Linked DNA regions of Homo sapiens: all the other regions are linked to region 4. The links are chromatin contacts, found by Hi-C or POLR2A ChIA-PET in ENCODE. All regions are on one chromosome and are shown on one strand. Each heading gives the region's core, a stretch centred on a gene start or an enhancer-like site at or near the end of the contact. The rest is flanking DNA. Distances are from core to core; before and after follow the strand shown. Region 1 holds the start of TRIM21 (tripartite motif containing 21). Region 2 holds the start of TRIM34 (tripartite motif containing 34). Region 3 holds the start of TRIM68 (tripartite motif containing 68). Region 4 holds the start of RPL27A (ribosomal protein L27a).

Evidence for each region. Hi-C counts contacts between places; a loop is a spot of excess contacts on that map. ChIA-PET counts read pairs that join two places held with the same protein, here RNA polymerase II (POLR2A). Pooled maps may share reads with other maps.
Region 1: a loop to region 4 is called in a map of naive thymus-derived CD4-positive, alpha-beta T cell, with 17 times the contacts of the local background. The contact joins the promoter of TRIM21 here to the promoter of RPL27A in region 4. A Hi-C loop is called at or near these places in 3 of 168 maps with a recorded cell type or tissue (CD4-positive, alpha-beta memory T cell and naive thymus-derived CD4-positive, alpha-beta T cell) and 6 of 50 pooled maps. POLR2A ChIA-PET finds 5 or more read pairs at or near these places in 1 of 52 experiments (CD4-positive, alpha-beta T cell).
Region 2: a loop to region 4 is called in a pooled map, with 9 times the contacts of the local background. The contact joins the promoter of TRIM34 here to the promoter of RPL27A in region 4. A Hi-C loop is called at or near these places in 2 of 37 single-sample maps with no recorded cell type and 5 of 50 pooled maps.
Region 3: a loop to region 4 is called in a map of CD8-positive, alpha-beta T cell, with 12 times the contacts of the local background. The contact joins the promoter of TRIM68 here to the promoter of RPL27A in region 4. A Hi-C loop is called at or near these places in 2 of 168 maps with a recorded cell type or tissue (CD8-positive, alpha-beta T cell and tibial artery) and 7 of 50 pooled maps.

The regions. Positions count from the first base shown.
Region 1 is chr11:4,391,128-4,396,832 of GRCh38, reverse strand. It overlaps TRIM21 (tripartite motif containing 21), which reads left to right and starts at 3,131. Exons shown (of 7, transcript NM_003141.4): 1 at 3,131-3,200. RefSeq lists enhancers at 2,951-3,010, 3,031-3,240.
Region 2 is chr11:5,622,353-5,627,654 of GRCh38, reverse strand. TRIM34 (tripartite motif containing 34) reads right to left here and starts at 2,654. Exons shown (of 8, transcript NM_021616.6): 1 at 2,595-2,654. All of the region lies in intron 7 of TRIM6-TRIM34 (TRIM6-TRIM34 readthrough), which reads right to left. It also overlaps a transcript of TRIM5 not described here. RefSeq lists enhancers at 2,136-2,235, 2,606-2,875, 2,966-3,045.
Region 3 is chr11:4,604,315-4,609,789 of GRCh38, reverse strand. TRIM68 (tripartite motif containing 68) reads left to right here and starts at 1,559. Exons shown (of 7, transcript NM_018073.8): 1 at 1,559-1,763; 2 at 4,229-4,711. The coding sequence starts at 4,286. RefSeq lists silencers at 1,395-1,604, 1,915-1,994.
Region 4 is chr11:8,678,679-8,684,041 of GRCh38, reverse strand. It overlaps RPL27A (ribosomal protein L27a), which reads right to left and starts at 1,250. Exons shown (of 5, transcript NM_000990.5): 1 at 1,226-1,250; 2 at 777-840; 3 at 1-36. The coding sequence starts at 1,228. It overlaps TRIM66 (tripartite motif containing 66), which reads left to right and starts at 1,377. Exons shown (of 25, transcript NM_001388022.1): 1 at 1,377-1,441; 2 at 3,979-4,141; 3 at 4,228-4,422. RefSeq lists enhancers at 329-971, 1,298-1,487, 1,688-1,757, 621-1,820 and a silencer at 978-1,177.

The DNA.
Region 1 (5,705 bases), core at 1,882-4,381, 4.3 Mb after region 4:
CACCATTCCATCAGGTCCTTTAAGGACTTCTCTGCATTGGTTATTCTGACCTAAAACCACAAAAACCCTAGAAGAAAACCTAGGCAATACCATTCAGGACATAGGCATGGGCAAGGACTACATGTCTTAAACACCAAAAGCAATGGCAACAAAAGACAAAATTGACAAATGGGATCTAATTAAAGAGCTTCTGCACAGCAAAAGAAACTACCATCAGAGTGAATGGGCAACCTATAGAATAGGAGAAAAATTTTGCAATTTACTCATCTGACAAAGGGCTAATATCCAGAATCTACAAAGATCTCAAACAAATTTACAAGAAAAAAACAACCCCATCAAAAAGTGGGCAAAGGATATGAACAGACACTTCTCAAAAGAAGATATTTATGCAGCCAACAGACACATGGAAAAATGCTCATCATCACTGGCCATCAGAGAAATGCAAATCAAAACCACAATGAGATACTATCTCACAGCAGTTAGAATGGCGATCATTAAAAAGTCAGGAAACAATGGGTGATAGACAGGATATGGAGAAACAGGAGCACTTTTACACTGTTGGTGGGACTGTCAACGAGTTCATCCATTGTGGAAGACAGTATGGTGATTCCTCAAGGATCTAGAACTAGAAATACCATTTGACCCAGCCATCCCATTACTGGGTATATATCCAAAAGATTATAAATCATACTGATATAAAGACACATGCACACATATGTTTATTGTGGCACTATTCACAATAGCAAAGACTTGGAACCAACCCAAATGTCCAACAATGATAGACTGGATGAAGAAAATGTGGCACATATACACCATGGAATGCTATGCAGCCATAAAAAAGGATGAGCTCATGTCCTTTGTAGGGACATGGATGAAAGTGGAAACCATCATTCTCAGAAAACTATTGCAAGGACAAGAAAACCAAACACCGCATGTTCTCACTCATAGGTGGGAATTGAACAATGAGAACACATGGACACAGGAAGGGGAACATCACACACTGAGGCCTGTCCTGGGGTGGGGGGAGGGGGGAGGGATAGCATCAGGAGATATATCCAATGTAAATGAGTTAATGGGTGCAGCACACCAACATGGCACGTGTATACATATGTAACAAACCTGCATGTTGTGCACATGTACCCTAGAACTTAAAGTATAATTTAAAAAAAAATCTAAGGCCTCAAACTATGAAACTACTACAAGAAAATATTGGGGAAACTCTCCAGGACATTGGACTGGGCAAAAATTTCTTTCAAATATTCCATAAGCACAGGCAACCAAAGCAAAACTGGACAAATGAGATCACATCAAGTTAAAAAGCTTCTGCACAGCAAAGGAAACAATGAAGTAGAGAGATAACCCACAGAATTGGAGTAAATATTTGCAAACTATCCATCTGACAAGGGATTAATAACCAGAATATACAAAGAACTCAAACAACTCTATAGGAAAAAAATATAATAATCTGATTCAAAAATGGACAAACGATCTGAATAGACATTCCTCAGAAGAAGACATACAAGTGGCAAATGGATATATGAAAATGTGTTCAACACCACTGATCATCAGAGAAATGCAAATCAAAACTACGAGATATTATCTCACCTCAGTTAAAATGTCTTTTAACCAAAAGAAAGGCAATAACAAATGCTGGCAAGGATATGTAGAAAAGGGAACCCTCATACACTGTCAATGGGAATGGAAATTAGTACAAACACTATGGCAAACAATTTGAAGGTTCCTCAAAAAAAAAAAAAAACCTGAAAATAGAGCTACCATGTAATCTAGCAATCCTACTGGATACTGCTAGGTATATACCCAGAAGAAATACTGTTAGGTATATATCCAAGAGAAAGGAAATCAGTATATCAAAGAGATATCTGCACTCCCATGTTTATCGCAGCACTATTCACAATAGCCAAGATTTGGAAGCAACGTAAGTGTCCATCAACAGATAAATGGATAAGGAAAGTGTGGTACACATACACAATGGAGCACTATTCAGCCATAAAAAGAAGGAGAACCTTTCATTTGCTACAAGATGGATGGAATTGGGGATTATTATGTTAAGTAAAATAAACCAAACACAGGCAAACAAACAAATTGTTATGTTCTCACTTATTTGTGGGAGTTAAAAATTAAAACAATCCAACTCATGAAGATAGAGAGGATGATGGTTACCAAAGGCTGGGAAGGGTAGTGGGGAATGATTAATGGGTTCAAAAATACATGAGAGAGAATGAATAAGATCTAGTATTTTATAGCATAACAAGGTGAATACAGTCAATGATAATTTATCATTTTAAAATAACTAAAAGCATATAACTGGATTGTATATAACACAAATGATAAGTGCTTGAGGTGATGGATAGATACCCCACTTACCCTGATATGATTATTACGGATTGTATGCTCTACCTGTATCAAAATATTTCATGTACCCCACAAATATATACACCTACTATAGACACACAAGATTGAAAATTAAAAAAATTACTTTGGTAAATTTTATGTTCTATATTTTTACGATTAAAAATAAAAATAATATAACCTGAGAATGTCCCTAGCTCAGTGACAAGAACACAGTTGGTTGTCAAATGTCAATTTCCTTCTCACCACTCACTGGTGGGACACTCACCTTGGGGTCATGCGAAATAAATCACTCACCTGCAGGCGTTAAAAAATATTAGTCACATCAGTCACATGAAAATAATTAGCTTCTGGAAGTAAGCAGATGGTGGCACGCGAGGAAGAGCACCGGCCACTCTTCTCTGCATCAAAACTTCCTTAAAAGCATCTTCCAGACATGGACATAGCGTCTAGGTGTGGAGTGATGACCAGTGTCAAAGAAAGCAGCCCGGACTCCCCCGTCTTGTAGATATTTTACCAAATCAGATAATGAAGACATGGGAGGGAGCGCGCAACCAGGACCACGGGCTACTGAGTTTCCACTCCTTCCCAGTCTCAGAGAAGCCTCCTGGGCATGCAGAGCCTCTGAAGCCTCCCCCAGCTCAACTCTGACTTCTCTTCTCAGCCGCATTTCTCCACACACCCTTTCAAGGCTCTGCTCCTCCCACTGCTCCTCCCTCACTCCTCCCACGGCTCCTCCTCCTCCCTCCCCTTTCCTCTCAGACTTGCTTCTGAGCGGAAACTGAAAGTGAAATAGGGAGCTGGCTACCAGCGTTGAGTCCCCTGTAAAGGTGAGTGAACCCCACTAGATCAAGGGACCCCTGCCCTCCTAGGGGACCTCTCTCCCCTGCCCCAGGGTTGCAGAGCCCCTTCCAGTCTCCATCCTTGAGCCGGTCCCATTTGCCCCTTCTCCCACCAGGGATCCCTCAACCCAAGACCAGCTGCGCTTCCGGTGCTGGCCCCCTGCTTGGGAGGAGGCTGGGGTGTGGACCTGACTGCCGAGTTACCCAGAAGGGGAAGGGGCCCGGCTGCCCCCTACCTGGGAGGAGGCTGGGTTGTGGACGTGACTGTGGAGTTACCCAGAAGGGGAAGGGGCCCGGCTGCCCCCATGCTGGCACCTGACCTAGGATGACGGCTGGGTGTGGCTGGGATAGCCAGGACTACAGCCTAGCCAGGAGGGTAGGGAGCCCAGTGTCGGGGAGGTCTGCAATTCTGGAGACTCCCAGGTCCAAAAGTCCTCCAGAGGTGAGAGGGGCAGGCTGTTTAGGATGTTCAACCAGAAATGTATAGGCCTTCAGAATTATTCTTTGTCCTAGAATAAGTGTTGTCAGGAACTAAACTAAGTTTGGAGCAGCTGAGAAAAGAGCCCAGGGAGTGCTGGCCACGGTTCCTGTTACTCTGTGTGTATACATACATATACACCTACATACATATATGCAACTGACTTCCGCCGTTATAGGAGGGATTAATGAAGATATATTCAAAGCATGAAGTATCTCTGGCACATGGAAGGTACATGGTAAAAAGTAGCTATAATTTCTCAGCAACATGGAGGCCTGTTGGTACCCGACAGGAGATGGATGAGCACTGAGGGTTTAAGCAGGAATGGACATGATGAGAGTAGAACTGTCAACAGCTTTATGAGGTTCTTGCCAATTTTCATTCCCTCTTTTAGGGACTCAGTTTCTCCTTCTGTCTCACTGGATCAATGGACCAAACAATGGAGGAGTTCTTGTTATTCAGAACAGGAATAAACTTATTCAACAAACTGTTTGATCGGTGCAAAAGTAATTACTGTTTTTGACATTAATTGTTTTGCCATTAATTTTATGCCTTGTTTTGTTTTGTTTTGTTTTTGAGAGGGAGTCTCGCCGTGTCACCCAGGCTGGAGTGCAATGGCACAATCTTGGCTCACTGCAACCTCTGCCTCCCAGGTTCAAGCAATTCTCCTGCCTCAGCCTCCCAAGTAGCTGGGATTACAGGTGCCCACCACCACTCCCAGCTAATTTTTGTATTTTTAGTAGAGACAGGGTTTTACCATATTGGTCAGGCTGGTCTTGAACTCCTGACCTAAGGTGATCCACCCACCTCGGCCTCCCAAAGTGCTGGGATTACAGGTGTGAGCCACCGTGCCTGACCCATTATTTTTATTCTTATTTTTTATTTTCCTTTGCATCATTTTGTTTTTCTTTTTTTAGTATATTTTTAATTTTTGTGGGCACATAGTAGGTATATTTATGGGTATATGGAATATTGTGATACAGGTATACAATGTGTAATAATCACATCAGGGTAAGTGGGGCATCTATCACCTCAAGCATTGATCATCTGTAATACAAACTATGCAATTATACTCTTATTTTTAATGTACAATTAAATTATTGACTATAGTCACCCTGTTGTACTATCAAATACTAGATCTAATTCACTCCACTTTTGTACCCATTAACCATCCCATCTTCTCCCCCACACACAGACCCTCCCTATTACTCTTCCCAGCCTCTGGTAACCATCTTTCTATTATCTAACTCCATGAGTTCAATTGTTTTAATTTTTAGCTTCTACAAATGAGTGAGACCATACAATGTTTGTGTTTCTGTGCCTGGCTTATTTCACCTAACATAATGACCTCCAGTTCCATTCATGTTGTTGTGAATGACAGGATCTCATTATATTTTATGACTGAACAGTACTCCATTGTGTATACATACCACATTTTCTTTATCCATATATCTGTTGATGGACTCTTAGATTGCTTCCAAATCTTGGCTATTGTGAAACGTGCTGCAGTAAACATGGAAGTGTGGATATCTCTTTGATATACTGATTTCCTTTCTTTGGGGTATATGCTAGCAGTGGGATTGATGGATCATATGGTAGCTCTATCTTCAGTATTTTGAAGAACCTCCAAACTGTTCTCTGTAGTGATTGTACTAATTTACCTTCCCACCAACAGCATATGAGTGTACCCTTTTCTCCACACCCTCACCAGCATTTGTTATAGCCTGTCTTTTGGAGAAAAGACATTTTAACTGAGATGAGATTATATCTCATTGTAGTTTTGATTTGCATTTTTCTGATAATCAATGATGTTGAGCAACTGTTCATATGCCTGTTTGTCATTTGTATGACTTCTTTTGAGAAATGTCTGTTCAGATCTTTTGTCCATTTTTGAGTCAGATTATTATTTTTTTTCCTATAGAGTTGTTTGAGCTCCTTATATATTCTGGTTATTCATCCCTTGTCAGATGGATAGTTTACAAATATTTACTCCAATTCTGTGGGCTGTCTCTTCA
Region 2 (5,302 bases), core at 1,405-3,904, 3.1 Mb after region 4:
ATCTATACCACATTAATGACTCTCTCCCCAAGAGCTGTAGTGTTCTGGTCAATATATCTCCAAAAAGCTATTTTTTAACATAGAATCATTTTCATTAAGCAATCCCTAATGTCTTTTTCTGTCTGTTACTTCGTGAGAATATGCTGAAAGAGTTTTTTTTCAAATTAGTTTCCAACCACCTCAACTGCCACCACTCTGGTAGAAACCACCTGAATTCAGGAAATTGTTCTTCCACTAGTCTTGCTGATACTATCATTGCCCTTCCTTTTTTTTTGAGACGGAGTTTTGCTCTTGTTACCCAGGTTGGAGTGTGGTGGCATGATCTCGGCTCACTGCAACCTCTGCTTGCTGGGTTCAAGCGCTTCTCTTGCCTCAGCCTCCCGAGTAGCTGGGATTACAGGTGCCTGCCACAACGCCCAGCTAATTTTTGTATTTTTAGTAGAGAGAGTTTCACCATGTTGGCCAGGCTGGTCTCAAACTCATGATCCACCTCAGGTGATCCACCCGCCTTGGCCTCCCACAGTGCTGGGATTACAGGTGTGAGCTACTGTGCCCACCCATCACTGTCCTTCTTCACTCTGCTCTCATCTCTGTTCTTACATCAGTAGACAGAGTGATCACCTTAAAGCAGATGTCAATCATGTCACTCTCCTGTTCAAACCCATGCCACCCAGAGCGAGGCCAGACTTCATAATGGTCCAGTTAGGTCCACATCACACATGCCTTCCCACTGCCTCAATCCTCAGAGCTCACCATATTTTTTTTTTTTTTTGAGACAGAGTCTTGCTCTTTTCCCCCAGGCTGGAGTACAATGGCGAGATCTTGGCTCACTGCAACCTCCACCTCCTGGGTTCAACTGATTCTCCTGCCTCAGCCTCCCGAGTAGCTGGGACTACAGGCATCCGCCACCACACCCGGCTAATTTTTGCATTTTTTTAGTAGAGACACAGTTTCACCACATTGGCCAGGCTGGTCTTGAACTCCTGATCTCTGGTGATCTTCCTGCCTTGTCCTCCCTAAGTGCTGGGATTACAAGCGTGAACCACCGCGCCTGGTAAGAACTCACCTTTTATGCCTCTCCAGGCACACTCCCATCTTAATCTTCCACACTGTTCTCCTTTTAAGCCCGTGGGAAAAACCATTAAAGCCTTTAATTTCCTCGCATTCTTAAGATTCTACTCAAATGTGTTCTTACAATGAAAACTATTTAAAACTTTCATAAAAACTATTTAAAGTTGCAAGGCCTTCATGAGGTCTTTACAGAGTCATTACCCTAATGTAACTTCTTGAAGATGTTACTCCATAGTATTAGTCATCTTCTTGTGTACTCTAACATTCATCGATATGGTCTATGATCACTTTCTATTTGGATGTAGGCTTCCACGTATATTTCATATTTATTGAATGTTAAATGGATGCTAATTGCACGTTTTTACATTAGCAGCCTGCTTTATAATCAATTTTATCCCATATGTTGGGTCTTGTGCCTGACTAGACGCCTCTGGGAGACAGTCAGTATGTAGGCAGACATGGATTCTACCCAGGAGTAAGGCAGAGACACAGGATGGCAGTTACAGTGAACTCTGAAGGGTGAGAGCAGAGGCCAGAATGGCATGTGTCAGAATATCTGTAACATATCAATCAAGGTGCAAATTGCTCACAAGTGAGCTTAAGATAGGACATACTCTATATCAAATTCTTAACAAGAAGATTAAATCCGTGGGCTCCTTCTGAGCCCACAATGAACAACTTCTGTTAAGTAATTGTGAGCAAAGAAAAGCAATAACAAATTGAGGTTACAAATCAATGCCAAGGTGTGTCTAAGAGGAAGAATGATGAGGAGCAAGTTCTGAGACAGGTGAAGACGCTGGTAGCACATGGGTTACTGAAGTAAAAGTAAACAGGTATGTTCAGGGATGTGCAAGGAGAGCCCTGAGACCTGCAGAAAGACATAGGAACAGAGGGAACAGAGCGGTGTGCGGCAGTCACATCACTCAACCTGCTATTGTCAGGGAGGCCAAGGACTAAGAATACGTGAGGATGGCCACAGAAAGCCCCTTAGTGGTTGCCAGGAGGGCAGCAAAAGAACCCACTTCAACCCCTGGCCGTGCTCCCATGGCTCCATTCTATCTGACGCCACATACTAGGAGCTAAGCCCTGCACACACTTGGAAAACAGAGACCTCCTTTCACCAACTTCTCTTTTGAGGAGGGAGTAGGAGGTGGAAAATAAGAGATCTTCTGTTCATCTCTTTGAGAGAGAGAAAGAGAGAGAGAGAATTGTTTCCTTTGCAAGGTAGAAAATCAAAATTATACAATAGGAAGGGAATGGAAATAGATTCAGCCTGGAGGAAAAAAAGACACCCCAGAAAACAAAGGCGGCCTTCTGCCTCTTTAACACTGCTTTCAAGGCTGTCCCTCCCCAGACTCTAGGCTGCTATCAGTGTGCACTCAAAGCAGGAAGCCTGCAAGCTAGCCTTTGCTCCCGACAGAGCAGGGGAGACTTGGGGCCATAAATCAAATTCCCCTAACTTCACTGAGAACTTTTCTCCTGGAGTCTCATACCCTCTACCCCCCACAAACCTCCCCACACACCTTCAGAGCAACAGAAATCTCGGCTCCTGGTTGAAGAGGTGAAGAAAAGCCAGGGTGGGTGTGGTCAGGATTCATTCAACAAATGAGGTTCCTCTGTGTGAAGAAGTCCCTCCCTCCTGAGGAGGAACTGCCTGAGAAATGAAAGTGAAATTTTTGGGGCTGTCAGGAAGAGAAAAGGGGAAGGAGCGTCTAGGTGAAATGAGCTGTGTAGTCCTTTAGAGCCTCTGGACAGAAGGTAATGCTCTTAATCCAGTGATTCTCGAGGGCAGAATGGAGGATTTGCACTAGATGGCACATTTGGCAATGTCTGAAGAGATATTTGGTTGTTAACTAGGGGAATGCTACTGGCATCTTAGTGGGTACAGGTCACAGATGCCGCTAAGCATTCTACAATGTATGGGACAGTTCCCACAGCAAAGAATGATCCATTCCAAAACATCAATAGTGCTGTGTTTGAAAAGCCCTGTTTTAACCTTCCCTGCCTCCCAGGCCAGCTAAACACCCAACTCCCCTTCTCCTACCACTTTCATGGTTGCACATGGTCCCTCGAATCAGTTTACCAATTTGAATTATCCTTCAGCTCCAACGATCCACTTGTGTGCTACCTACCAAAGTACCATGTCACCCGCTAGGAGATGGAGGATGGGTGGCGGAGAGGTGGATGGTGCTGAGAAAAGTTGGCTACAAAGGACCTGGGGAACTTTTGGGAGTGTTGGAAATGCTCTAAATCTTTAAAAGGGGTAAAACTTTTTCAAAACTCATCAAACTGTGCACAGTAAATGGGTGCATATTATTGCATATAACATATATATCAGTAACATTATTTAAAAATGAAAAGTCTTCCAGGTAATTTTTACGCGAATCTGAGGCTGAGAACCACTAGTTGTAAGTAGTAAATCAGGAGTTTTGTGCCCTGGACAGAAAGGGCTGCTTTGAAACTGAGGTAACCTTGAAATCAAACCGAACGAGGAGGAAACTTGAACAAGAGTTGCCACTCGTTTGGTCACAGGATGACCCCACATTGTGCCTCCACAAACAGCATGCTCCATTTTCATGAGGAATATAAGTTGATAGATTCATTTTCTGTGCTGTATGCATCAAAACAATCCTAGTCTACCTCCTGTAGAGCACATTACATAATAAAAGGTGCCACCTTTGGAAACCACCTGACAAGGTACAATTTTCATTTTTGCCCTCTCCATCTGACTCATGCATGGTGATCAAGGACAATTATAAACTTGTTGGAAGTTTAACAACTTTCCCACAAAAATGTATCCACATCCAATACCTTGGGAATATGCTTTGACTACTTTTAAGGGAGTCAATTACTATCAGGTTAGTGCAAAAGTAATTGCGGCTTTTGAAATTAAAAGTATTATAAAGCCAACTGTGGTGGCTCACACCTGTAATCCCAGAACTTTGGGAGGTTGAGGCGGGCGGATCACAAGGTCAGGAGTTCGAGACCACCCTGGCTAACATGGTGAAACCCCCGTCTCTACTAAAATTACAAAAAAAAAAAAAAAAAATTAGCCGGGCATGGTGGCATGCGCCTGTAATCCCAGCTACTCAGGAGGCTGAGGCAGGAGAATTGCTTGAACCCGGGAGGCGGAGGTTGCAGTGAGCCGAGATCGCACCACTGCACTCCAGCCTGGGTGTCAGAGCAAGACTCTGTCTCAAAAAATAAAAAAATAAAAATAAACAAAATAAATAAAAGTATTATAATAGCAAGAACCGCAATTACTTTTGTACCAACCTAATACTTTCAGATTTCTTTTCCTTATTTCAATATTGGTAACTAATACATTTAGATAGTGTAAAAGGGAAGAAAATCTCGGGACCCAAAAATCACTAAGCCAAAGGGAAAAGTCAGGTTGAGAACTGGTTAGGGCAAACCTGGCTCCCATTCTATTCCAAAAAAAGACAGCTACTAAGATAAAAAAAAAAAAAAAAAAAAAGCTCCAGACAGAACTCAAAGTCACCCCTTTGCTCAGGTGAGATAAATGAATATCTGGTTACTTCCTTTGCCCTATTGCTTAATGCAACCTGTTTGTCTTTTATCTACCTATGACCTGGAAACCCCCTTCCGGACTCAGCTGTCCCGCCTTTGCGGACATATATTGATTGATGTCTCACATCTCCCTCAAATGTATAAAACCAAGCTGTGCCCTGACCACCTTGGGTACATGTTGTCAGGACCTCCTGAGGCTGTCATGGGTGCATCCTTAACCTTGGCAAAATAAACTTCCTAAATTGATTGAGAGTTTTCTCAGATACTCTTTCATTTACAATAGTAAAGCATCAGACAGATTTGTTAAAGCATGTGTTGAGATGTGTATATTACCTTAGCCCATCAGTTCTGTGTGGATGACATTCAATTTTTCATCATTCATTTTGTTCACTTGAGTTTTTTCCGGTTTTTTTTATTTGTTTGTTTGTTTTTTTGAGATGGAGTTTCGTTCTTGTCGCCCAGACTGGAGTGCAATGGCATGATCTTGGCTCACCGCAACCTCCGCCTCCCAGGTTCGATTCTCCTACCTCAGCCTCCTGAGTAGCTGGGATTACAGGCATGCGCCACCACGTCCAGCTAATTTTTCTTTTTTTCTTTTTTTTTTTTTTGAGAGGTAGTCTCGCTCTGTCGCCCAGGCTGGAGTGCAGTGGCGTGATCTCGGCTCACTACAAGCTCCGCCTGCCGGGTTCACGCCATTCTC
Region 3 (5,475 bases), core at 310-2,809, 4.1 Mb after region 4:
TTCAGGGCAGAGGGTTGGGGTCTGCAGCTACAGCTGTGGAATTTGTCCACGACAGAGCCTCACCTGGACACACCTGTCTCACAGCAAACAAATAAAGAAACAAACAAAACATTCTGAAGACATCTGTAAAGGAAAGCTTCTATGCCTTGGAAGTAAACTGGTCTGTCTTCAAAAGCCCTCTCTCCAGCCTTCCCCACATGAACGCAAGCCCCCACCCCCAGCTACCCTGATTGCCAGGGTTCTTGACAGTCCGTCATAGTTACAAATTGCACCTTACACATGAAAATGATCTCCCCATTAACTGTTTTAACTTCACAGAGATTCCAGAGCAGTACAACCAACTTGACCTTCAGCTCCTTAAAGGCAGAGACTATATGTCCCATAGTTGTAATCCCAGCACCCAGTAAAATATTGTCAAGAAAATTGATGTTAAATAAATGTTTAAAATGGCTTATTTCAATTAATCCATTCATTATTCTATTAGAGCAGCCATTTCTCCAAAACTGGGTGAGACAGAGGGTACAGCTCAGACCTAAGATACTTTTGTTTTTTCTCATAGACCTATTTGTTGCAGGAAATTTCTGGGCCTCACCCTTCAGAATTTTAACCATGGCCGGGGCTCAGACACTGGCATGAGCATTCTGGAGTATCTGTCCTAACAATTAAGATATTATATAATTTGGAACCGAGCTTCAATTGGAAGATTTCCTGGTTATTTTCTATGCGGATAGGAGGTGCCTTCACTTGCTTATTAAAACCTAAGTGTCAAGAGAAGGACAAGGCCCTGGGAGTACAAAGAAAAACCCATATCACTGTCTTAAGTAACAGTTTTTGTGTGTGCGTGCATGTGTCTATGTGTTTGGGTGAGGAAGGGATACCAGTTGTTTAATTTTTTTTTCCTTTTTTAATGACAATTTTTGACCAGGGTTTCCATTTCTCCATCAACTCCCGGTCTCTGTTGTCTGTTTTTCACTCTAAAAGTGGATTGTGGCAATAGTGATGACAAGCTGGTTGCTGAAGTAAAAACGAAAAAAGAGAGGGTTTTGTTTTGTTTTGTTTTGTTTTGTTTAAGAACCCAGTATTTAAAGCCTGGAACCATGAGAGGTCGCGAATCTTGCCAGGAACAGCAGAGTCCACACCATATGTGCGCCCAACCCTTTGCTAAGATGGGTCACAGAACCAGACTTGGCCAATCTCAGGCTTCTGAGTTTAACAAGTCAAACTGGCAAATGAATAGCCACCTGAGCCTCTCTTAATGCAGTGCCTGAGCGGCATCATTTGGGAGCCTCAATCCTTTGACCTATCCTAGAACTAACTCCTAGAACCCTCTACAGTTTAAGGGAATCTGAGTCGGTGAAGGGACCAGAAAAACCCAGGAAGTAGAGAAAAAACATTGACATGCCTAGAAGCGCCGAAACCCCCGTCTCATCACCAATTGGCTAGGGGTACCCTGGTCCCTGCCTGTGATTGGCTGCCCCCACAAACACACCGCCCCCTGGGCGAAGCCAACCTGGGCCCAGCCGGCCGCTCATTGGCTGCCGTCCCGCGAGCGGGGCCTAGAGCCGGGTGTAGTATTCTGGGAGCTGCGGGCTACTGGGCCTGCGCTGCCGGGCTTTGGGTTCTGGGCCTCTGCCGCTCTCTGGCCCTAAGTGCTGAGCTGCCGGGAACGGCAGCTTCTGACGCTGGGCCATTGGACGCTGCGGAACCAGGCTTCTTCACTTTGAGTTTCCGCCGCGAAGCGCCAGTCCGGGCCGAGGAGGGAGGTGGGTAGATAACTCTGCCTTTTCTGAAGTCAGATCCCGCACGCTCACTTTACCCCCACCCGCCCGCTGTCCTGGGGACCTGCCCAACGCCCTGTGGCCAGGCCAGGAGCTGCTCCCTGACTCCGGAGGTTACCGCCCGCCCCTCGACTCCCTTCCCGCTGGGGTCCTAACTGGAAGTCTTCCAGGCCCCGCCCCCTTCTCAAATGCCCTTCTCAGACTCTCGCTGTACCCTACGGAAGGCACAGTCAAAGCAACCGAACGTTTAATTATTTGAATTTTCTCAAAGTAATTCATGTATAATAAAAAGTCAAACATTAAAGCAGGTCTTATTTTGAAGAGCAGTAACTACCCATCCCCAGATCTTTGCAGAGGCTGCCACTTTTAGTTTGTCCCCATTTAGATGTTTTTAGCACCCTAAATCAAAATAATATGCGTTCCACTGTATTTCTGGATTTATCATTTTGATATTTCTTTGCCTTACTTTCTTACTGCCACAATCTTGTCAATTTTCCATCGCTATTTTAGGTCTTCCATTTGTAGCTTTAAATAATGGGTATCAACTTCCATTTATTGTTTTATTGACTTTAGATGGTGTCTCTTAATGTCTCTACTGACTTAGCTAAGGATATTAACACATCCTCCACTTTCAATCTACTATCGGTTGGAACTCAACATTTACATTTAGTTTTCACGTATTCAACAAGTATTTGAGGCACTGTTCTTGGCACTGGGGAAATAGAAATGGACAAAACAGACAATGACCCTATCCACATGAAAAAGTTCTAGTATGGGAAGTAAGACAATAGACGAATACATGGCAAATGACGTCAAAGGCAGGATCATGTAGAAGTCATTTTCAGCTGGGAGAATAGCAGGCACCCAAGTCAGGTAGATTGAATGGACGAGGGGTTTGCGGGAGTGTGTGGAAGTTTATTCCTTTGCCTAGCTGGGCACAGGTGCTGTTTCAAGGAGAGATCTTGTTAACCGGGAGCCAGGATAGATTATTTAGTAAGTTAGTGATTTACCAAAATGAGGTTTTAGGATACTGGATCCCACAGTTTGGTAGTGATAGTGGGAGGAAGAAAAGCAGGAGGCAGGGAGTCTAGTGAGAAGGCATGCCCTGCCAATGGCATATCAGAGTCCTGCAAGATTTACTGCTCTGCTTCCTGCTTCCTGCTACTGGACTGCGCTAAACCACAGTGATTTTTCTCTCCTCTTGAATTTGTATTATACCTTAAAGCTAAAGAGGTTAAGAAATTTGCCCAAGATAGATGGCAGAGCCCCAAGCCAAACATCTGTAAAATGAGAACAATAATGGCCTCTGCCTAGGGTTGTGAAATAAACCAACTTAATTCATGTAAAGTGCTCAGAACAGTGCCTGGCACATCATAGAACTGCTCAAAGAGTGCTTGCTTTTATTATTAATGTATGCTCTCAATTTACCTCACAAATGCTAAAAGGATTTTGGGTTTAGGAACTATTTCCTATGTCTAGCTGGTTAATTCATTCAACAAATATTTACTCAGCAATATCTGCATTGCAGGTGCTGTTTAGGTGCTGAGGATACAACAGGAACTAGGATCAACATGTCCCTTCCTTGTATAGATTCTAGCTGGTAACACAAACTAGCAAAGTGAATGAATAAATATTGCCAACTGAGCCAAGAGCCTGCCATTGACCAAGTTCCATGCCCATATGTGGCCCTGGCAAAAATCTCAGATTTCTTGCTGGTGTAGTGATTTCATCAATATGGGTGTGATGATCATCAAATGATCTTTGTTTTAATCTCCAAGGGATGTTATTTCATCTCTGCTTCTAGCATATCACTAAAAGCTCAGAAGACTACCTTGACATCTTGGTGAATAATAAGTACATTAGTGCTGGAGCAGTGGGCAGGGGTTTAAAAGGCACAGGAAAAGAACTGCTGTTTCCTTTACAGTTTTTGCATTTTAGTGTGCAACACAAGAAAACAAATTGAGCTTGTAGGCAATGGGCTTCTGGCATACTACCTTTTGACACTTTGAATTATATTAATGTAAATATAAACATACCAGAGAGTGAGGCTGGAGGTATTTATGGCCTTACTTCAGATACTGAAATACCACATTTTATGTGAACTTACCCAAGTTTAAGAGAAATAATGCTGATTTGTAGAGCATGATTGGAGTGGTAATGGTCAAGTAGAGCAAACCCAGAGGAAAATCAGAGTTGACCAAGTGAATGAAAACCGAGGACTCCCAATATTCACTCACTTAGGCATCCCCATTATCCCCTTCATGGTATGAGTAATGTGGCCCGTTCAGACCATGCACCCTTCAGTTGGAAAGGCCAATGCTTATTAAAGAAGGTCAGTAAAGGGTCAAAAGGAAGGTGGTTTTCCCCCAGAAATTAATTATTCCTGTTACTGATCTCTCTGTTCCTCTGTTACCTTTTTCTCTTATTTGTCTTTCTTTTCTTCTTCTCAGCCTTTACTACTTCTCCCTGGTTTCATTCATGTTCTGAGGAGGGTGTGAGAAGGAACCATGGATCCCACAGCCTTGGTGGAAGCCATTGTGGAAGAAGTGGCCTGTCCCATCTGTATGACCTTCCTGAGGGAGCCCATGAGCATTGACTGTGGCCACAGCTTCTGCCACAGCTGTCTCTCTGGACTCTGGGAGATCCCAGGAGAATCCCAGAACTGGGGTTACACCTGTCCCCTCTGTCGAGCTCCTGTCCAGCCAAGGAACCTGCGGCCTAATTGGCAGCTGGCCAATGTTGTAGAAAAAGTCCGTCTGCTAAGGCTACATCCAGGAATGGGGCTGAAGGGTGACCTGTGTGAGCGCCATGGGGAAAAGCTGAAGATGTTCTGCAAAGAGGATGTCTTGATAATGTGTGAGGCCTGCAGCCAGTCCCCAGAGCATGAGGCCCACAGTGTTGTGCCAATGGAGGATGTTGCCTGGGAGTACAAGGTGAGAGATGGAAGCTGGCCACTCCAGTCTAACCCCGGCCCCAAGTTGGCTGTTTCTAGATCAAGGGCTTGACCACCAGCACCACAGACTGAGAGCTAACTCCTTTGGTTCCTGACACCCAGAGATCCCTGGAATCTGATACAGAGAGCTATACCTTTCCTTGTATTCATGACCTTCCTTGATTTCCTGCTCTCCCACTTCCTCTACACCTACATCCTAACAGGGCTCAATTCCTAACCCAAGGCTGATTTCAGTAATGAGAATGTGAAGGAAAACAGTTTGGGTTTTAACTGAGATTCTGGATGCCTTGGATGAGTTTAGGCATGAGGCTCTTATATAGATGGTCAAGGCTACACCTGACCTGCAAACTCCTCCTAGCAGTGCTGCAAGTAGTCATTTGGCATTGAATGGATCACTTCCCTCCTTCATTTTATAGACAAAAGTGAGGCTTAGAAAGTTGAAAACATGGCAATTTATTTTAGAGGTGGAAAGAACTATGGGTGAGTCACAAGATTGAGAGAGGTCATCTGATATAGTCTTCTCAGGTCCTTTCTGACTTCAGGTCCAGTTAGTGAAAGGAAGATCAGAGGCTGTGACTCAAGTCTTCTTGCACTTTCTCCTCTCCCAAGTTTGTTTGTTTGACAAGTCATCTCTGACAAACCTGGGACTCCTTTTTTGTAGCTAACCTCATCAACTTCCAGCTTCTGGGCTTCTCTTTACTCTTTCATCAGATGCCCATAATGACATCTTTATCGGAACCATTA
Region 4 (5,363 bases), core at 1-2,500:
CATTACCGCGGCCGCCGGGGTGCTTCCGGTGCTTGCCTGCAGGAATACAAAGCTACGTGGGGCCGGTGTGATGGCTCATGCCTGTAATCCCAGCATTTTAGGAGGACGAGGGGGGGTAGATCACCTGAGGTCAGGAGTTCGAGACCAGCCTGGCCAACACGGAGAAACCCCCGACTCTACTAAAAATAGAAAAAGAATTAGCCGGGCGTCGTGGCGCACACCTGTAATATCAGCTACTCGGGAGGCTGAGGCAGGAGAATCGCTTGAGCCCGGCAGGCAGGGGTTGCAGTGAGCCGAGATTTCGCCACTGCACTCCAGCCTGGGCGACAGTGATCAGTCTCACACACACACAAAAAAGCTACATGCACCACACAGCCTTCTCATGCATCTCAATACTTCCTCGCACAAAAGCAGAGTGTTTCCCAGACTTCTGTGTCCCGCTTACGCTGTTCCCACCCTACCGATGCCGGTTTTCAGCAATGCGATTACTTTAGGATTCCGGGTGAAACATCTTTTCAGGTTCCACATCACAGCATTCCCACAGTACTCCATGTCTTCAACTAACCCAATACCGTGCCTGCTCAATTCCTATTACCCCACTGATGTGAAATTCCTTAGAACTGGAATACTAGAGGATCGTCAGAAAAAAATCAACAGCTGTGCAACTTGACCACAAAAAGGTCTTATTCTAACCCACTTATAGGCTACCGATCTCCAGACTAGCTAAGCACCCGAAGAGAGCCCAAGGCCCACCCCGAGGGGAAGCCGGCACTTACCTATGCGGCCGTGGCCGTGGCTCACGTGGCCCCTAAGTTTCCGGGTCTTCCTCAGTCTGGATGGCTGTGTGGAAAAAGCTTGGTGGTAAGGCCTAAGGAATTAGGGGCAGGGGGCGATGCCCGCCAGCCGAGATGGTCCTGTAAGCCTGTGGGTCAAAGACCTAACTTCTGGAGCGTTTGGGAAAGCTGAGGGTACCGATCCGCTCAGGGCCGTGAGGTCTCACCACGGTAGCGCAGGGGCCCGCGTGTCCTAGAGATCCGAACCGCGGGCCTAACACACGGCTCCGGGAGCCCCGCCCCGGGCCCGCGCCGGCCACCCTGCCCCGCAGGCGGCCATGCGCAGCCTGGAAGCCCCGACCATGGTAGGGAGTGGATGACTAGGGGCAATGGGAATACAGCTTAGGGGTCTCCGCCGGCAAGGAAGAGGAGGCAAGAAACGAAACACCTACCATGTTGGCAGCCCAGACGAAAAAGGAAGGCCTTCGCCAAGTCTCGCGAGGTATCGGCCACGGGGGCGGGGCAAAACGCCTCACTTCCGGTCACAGAGGCCGGGCTTCGGGCGGGGCCTCCTGGTCTCGCGGGATTGCGCGCCTGCTAGTCGCTTCCTCTTTCTGAGGGTGGTGATCCCCCATCACGGAGTGTCCTGGTGGCGGTGTACGGTTTCGGTGAGGCTCGTTGTGCTAGGCTCGGAGGGCGAGAACTGTTGAAGAATCGGGGCTAGGTGTGCTGTACTGCACGCCGCCCGTGCTTGCTTGAGCCAGGCCCTTTTCTGGCGCCTTGGTCAGGGAACCGCCTAAGCCGACCCTAAGGGCCTCGTTGTCTGAGCTCCTCACCAAATGCGCCAGCCCTGAGCCGCCCCGCGCACCTCCACAGTTCTTAGTGGTCTGCCCGGGGCTGGTGATAGTGGCTACTGGTTTGTCTCCCGGCCGCAGTGCGGAACCGCGAGGCCCTCTTTAATCCTCAGTGTGCCCACCTGGTGTCTCGCTCGGTTTCCTGAAGCTCGGGCGGCTCCCGAAATGCCTTCTCCCGCTCTCACACTTCTGAGTGGGCACTGCAGCTTCCTTTCTCTTTTGCCCTTTTGCTATCATTTGGTTGTCCTCTCAAGTTTGAGCAACTTAAATTGCTTCAGGGACTTAGATGCCTGGTTGCTTTATGGTCCTTTTAATGCAGATGTTGTAAATACTTTTTCTAAATGCCACATTTAGGCCAGGCGCGGTGGCTCACACCTGTAGTCCCAACACTTTGGGAGGTCGAGGCGGGAGGATTTCTTGAGGCGAGTAGTTCAACACCAGCCTGGGCAACATAGTGAGACCCTCGTCTCCACATACAAAAGTAAATAAGTAAAAATAAATGCTATTTTTGAATTTTCTCCAGAATCTACATAACACGCCTGTGACCCTTTCCTGGACACAATGCAGACAGTTGCTCGCTTCCCCACCTGTACCACCACACAATCTAGTATAACCCTTATGTAATTTATTGACCTACGTTTGTCTTCCCTACTAGACCTAATTCCTTATGTGGTCAAGGACTGTTTTTTTTAATCCACACTCAACTAGTGATTGTTGAGTGAATAAATGAACTTACCCTCACCTCCCTGTCTTCGCTAATAGCAGCATGTCTTCGCTCTTAAGTCGGTTCCTTCAACCAGTGTTCAAGATCCCATCCCCTCGCTAGTCTATTAATAGATCCCATGGGAAAAATGAAATAAATTTTTAAAATCCCATCCCCTCAGTTATTCTCTGTGTGTATGTGTGAGCGTGTATTTATTTATTTTTCTTTGTCTTGCCCCCTTCAGCTAAAATATATTTTAGCTAAAATATCCAAAATTCTGGCCGGGCGTGGTGGCTTACTTCTGTAATCCCAGCACTTTGGAAGGCCGAGGCGGGCGGATCACGAGGTCAGGAGATCGAGACCATCCTGGCTAACACGGTGAAACCCCGTCTCTACTAAAAATACAAAAAATTAGATGGGCGTGGTGGTGGGCGCCTGTAGTCCCAGCTACTCGGGAGGCTGAGGCAGGAGAATGGCGTGAACCCGGGAGGCGGAGCTTGTAGTGAACCGAGATCGCGCCACTGCACTGCAGCCTGGGCGACAGAACGAGACTCCGTCTCAAAAAAAAAAAAAAAAATTCCAAAATTCTCCCATGTCCTTGCCCTTACAGCCAAGCTCCCCAAAAGAGTAGTCTACAAATCCTGCCCATTTGCACCTTCCCATCCATTGTTCACTGCGGTCTAGCTCACAGCCTGTGACTTCAGTGAAATTGCTCTTACTAATGTCATTAATGAACGAATTGCCAAATTGGACTCTTCCTATTCTTCATATCACTTGTTCTTTCTGTTGTACTTTAATCTGTTGGCGTCTTTTTCTAGAAAAAGTCTTGCCTTCCTCCTACTCTTTGGTCACTTTTCAGTCTTCTTTTCAGGTTCTTCCATCCAGCGTTGTCCACCATTTGAATGTTGATGTTCCTCAGCCTTCTGTCCTTGTCCTTATCTTTTCACAGTACATGGTCTTCTTGGGTGGCTTCAATTCACATCCTTATTGCTGAGCTCCACACCCATATGGTCACTTAATTACTGGTTAGTATTCCTTGGACATTCTACAGACAAAGTAAACATATCCAAAGAACTCAATCTGCACTGCTCACTGGTGCCTTCTCCTTTATTCTCTGTCTTGGTGAGTGGCACCATTGTCCACCTAGATAATGAAAATTGTCCCCAAGCCTTCTCTTCTTCTACTACACTGTCACCCTATCCTTTTGTTTCTGTATCTCCCCAATGTGCTTCCTCTGTTTAAGCCTTAGTGCCCTGCCTTCATTCAGGCCCCCATCATATCTCTTAACTGGAGTTTACAACACCTTCCTTTGTTCACTCTGCCTGCATTCTAACCCTCCTCCAATTTCTGTATCCTTCACACCTCCACCACGTTAGTATTCCGAAAACATGACTTTCATTCTTTTACTTGATCAAAAAGTTCGGTAGCTCCTTATGACCAACAGAATATAGCCCACTTGCCTTTCCAGCCTTACCCCAGCCTCTCCCTTACACAAGCTTTCTACTGCAGCCGTGCCTGGTATATCCCATTTGCATTTTTGCCTTTGCTCATGCTGTTTCCCATCCCGGAGTGCCCATCCTCTTCCTGACCACATGTCCTGAATCTTCCTCAACCTTTAAGGCCAACTTTATATTCTGCTTCTTCCCAGAACACTTCAGTCCACAAGGATAACAACCAACATTTTCAGAGCACTTGGCAATTTACAAAATACATCTGCCTGAAGGTACAGCACTACCAGCCTCATTTTACGTGTGTGAAAACTGAAGCACAGAAGAATTGGGTGACTTGTCAGACGCTGCATAGGTGGTCAGGTACAGAGCCTGGGCCTAGCCTTTAGTCTTCTCTCTCCAGATCCCCTGCTTTTACCTCAGTGACCAGTCCCTCTCTGACCTTACAGCATTATGGTCTTCATCCCTCCATCAACCTTAATCACATACTGCATGTGACCAGCAGGAAGAGGGGTCTTGAGAATAGGAGGGGAGATCAAAGAAGACATCGTCGTCTATTTGACATCAAAACTGGCCAGTAAGTGCACAAGAAATGAGCTGGGTTACCTGGAACCTAACCTTGGGAAGATGATCTGTCAATGGAGGTAAGCTGGGCAGGGCCTTGGGAATGAAAGGGAACCATCAGTGGTATTAGAGCTGGGGCCTACAATAAGGACCACCACTGCAAGGGGTTGAGGTAGGGTTCTGGGTGCTAAGACACTCCTCTTGGATAGTTTGCCAGGTTCCTTGGTTATAGAGGAGCTACGTTCTGTCCCTCAGGTCACGCGGCTGAACAGAAGGCCTCCCAGAGTGGACCCAGCACTACCCGTTGGGTTCTGTGTTCACCTAACATTCTTCTCATCAATGGCTTGATCTGGTTGTAGAGGGAGTACCCTGGGTAGTTGTCTGGCTCAATCCAGTTTTCTATCCAGCTCCCTCTCCTTCAAAAGGCAACCACATGACTTAAACACACAGCTCATGTGGTGTTTGTTCAGTGTGTGTCACTTTTCCTAGGTTGACAGAGGTCTGAGAGAGCAGACAAAGCTGAGTTTTCTGTCTGCAAAGTGGAGTAGCAGCCAGATATTTGGCATTAGGGGACCTGTCCCTCCCAGCTAGGCACATGGGACATGACCTTTGGCCATGACTCCTGAGGGGTGTCCTTCTCTGTGACATCTCTTCTGAAGTACAGCATGGCTTTGTGACATCTCAGGCATCTGGGCTTCCTCAGAGTGTGAGGGCCTCAGAAAATACCTCAGAAATGAACGGAAGAGATGATACCAGACAGCAGCCTGGTGAGGCAGGCAAGTGTGCTGATTTTTTGCTGCCCCAGGCCTCTCTCCAGGTGGCCTTGGGAACACATCATCACCCTGAAGAAGGCCCTGGTGATCCCTCTTCCTTTCTCTCCTCACTGGGTTCCTGAATTCGACATCAGTCCTTCAGATAGCAGCAACATCCTGAATGAATCCAGCTCTGTTTTCTTGCTCTCCATCTTTAGATGTGGACATTTGGAAATATGTTCGTTTTCTTTTTTAAGTAGAGCACTGTT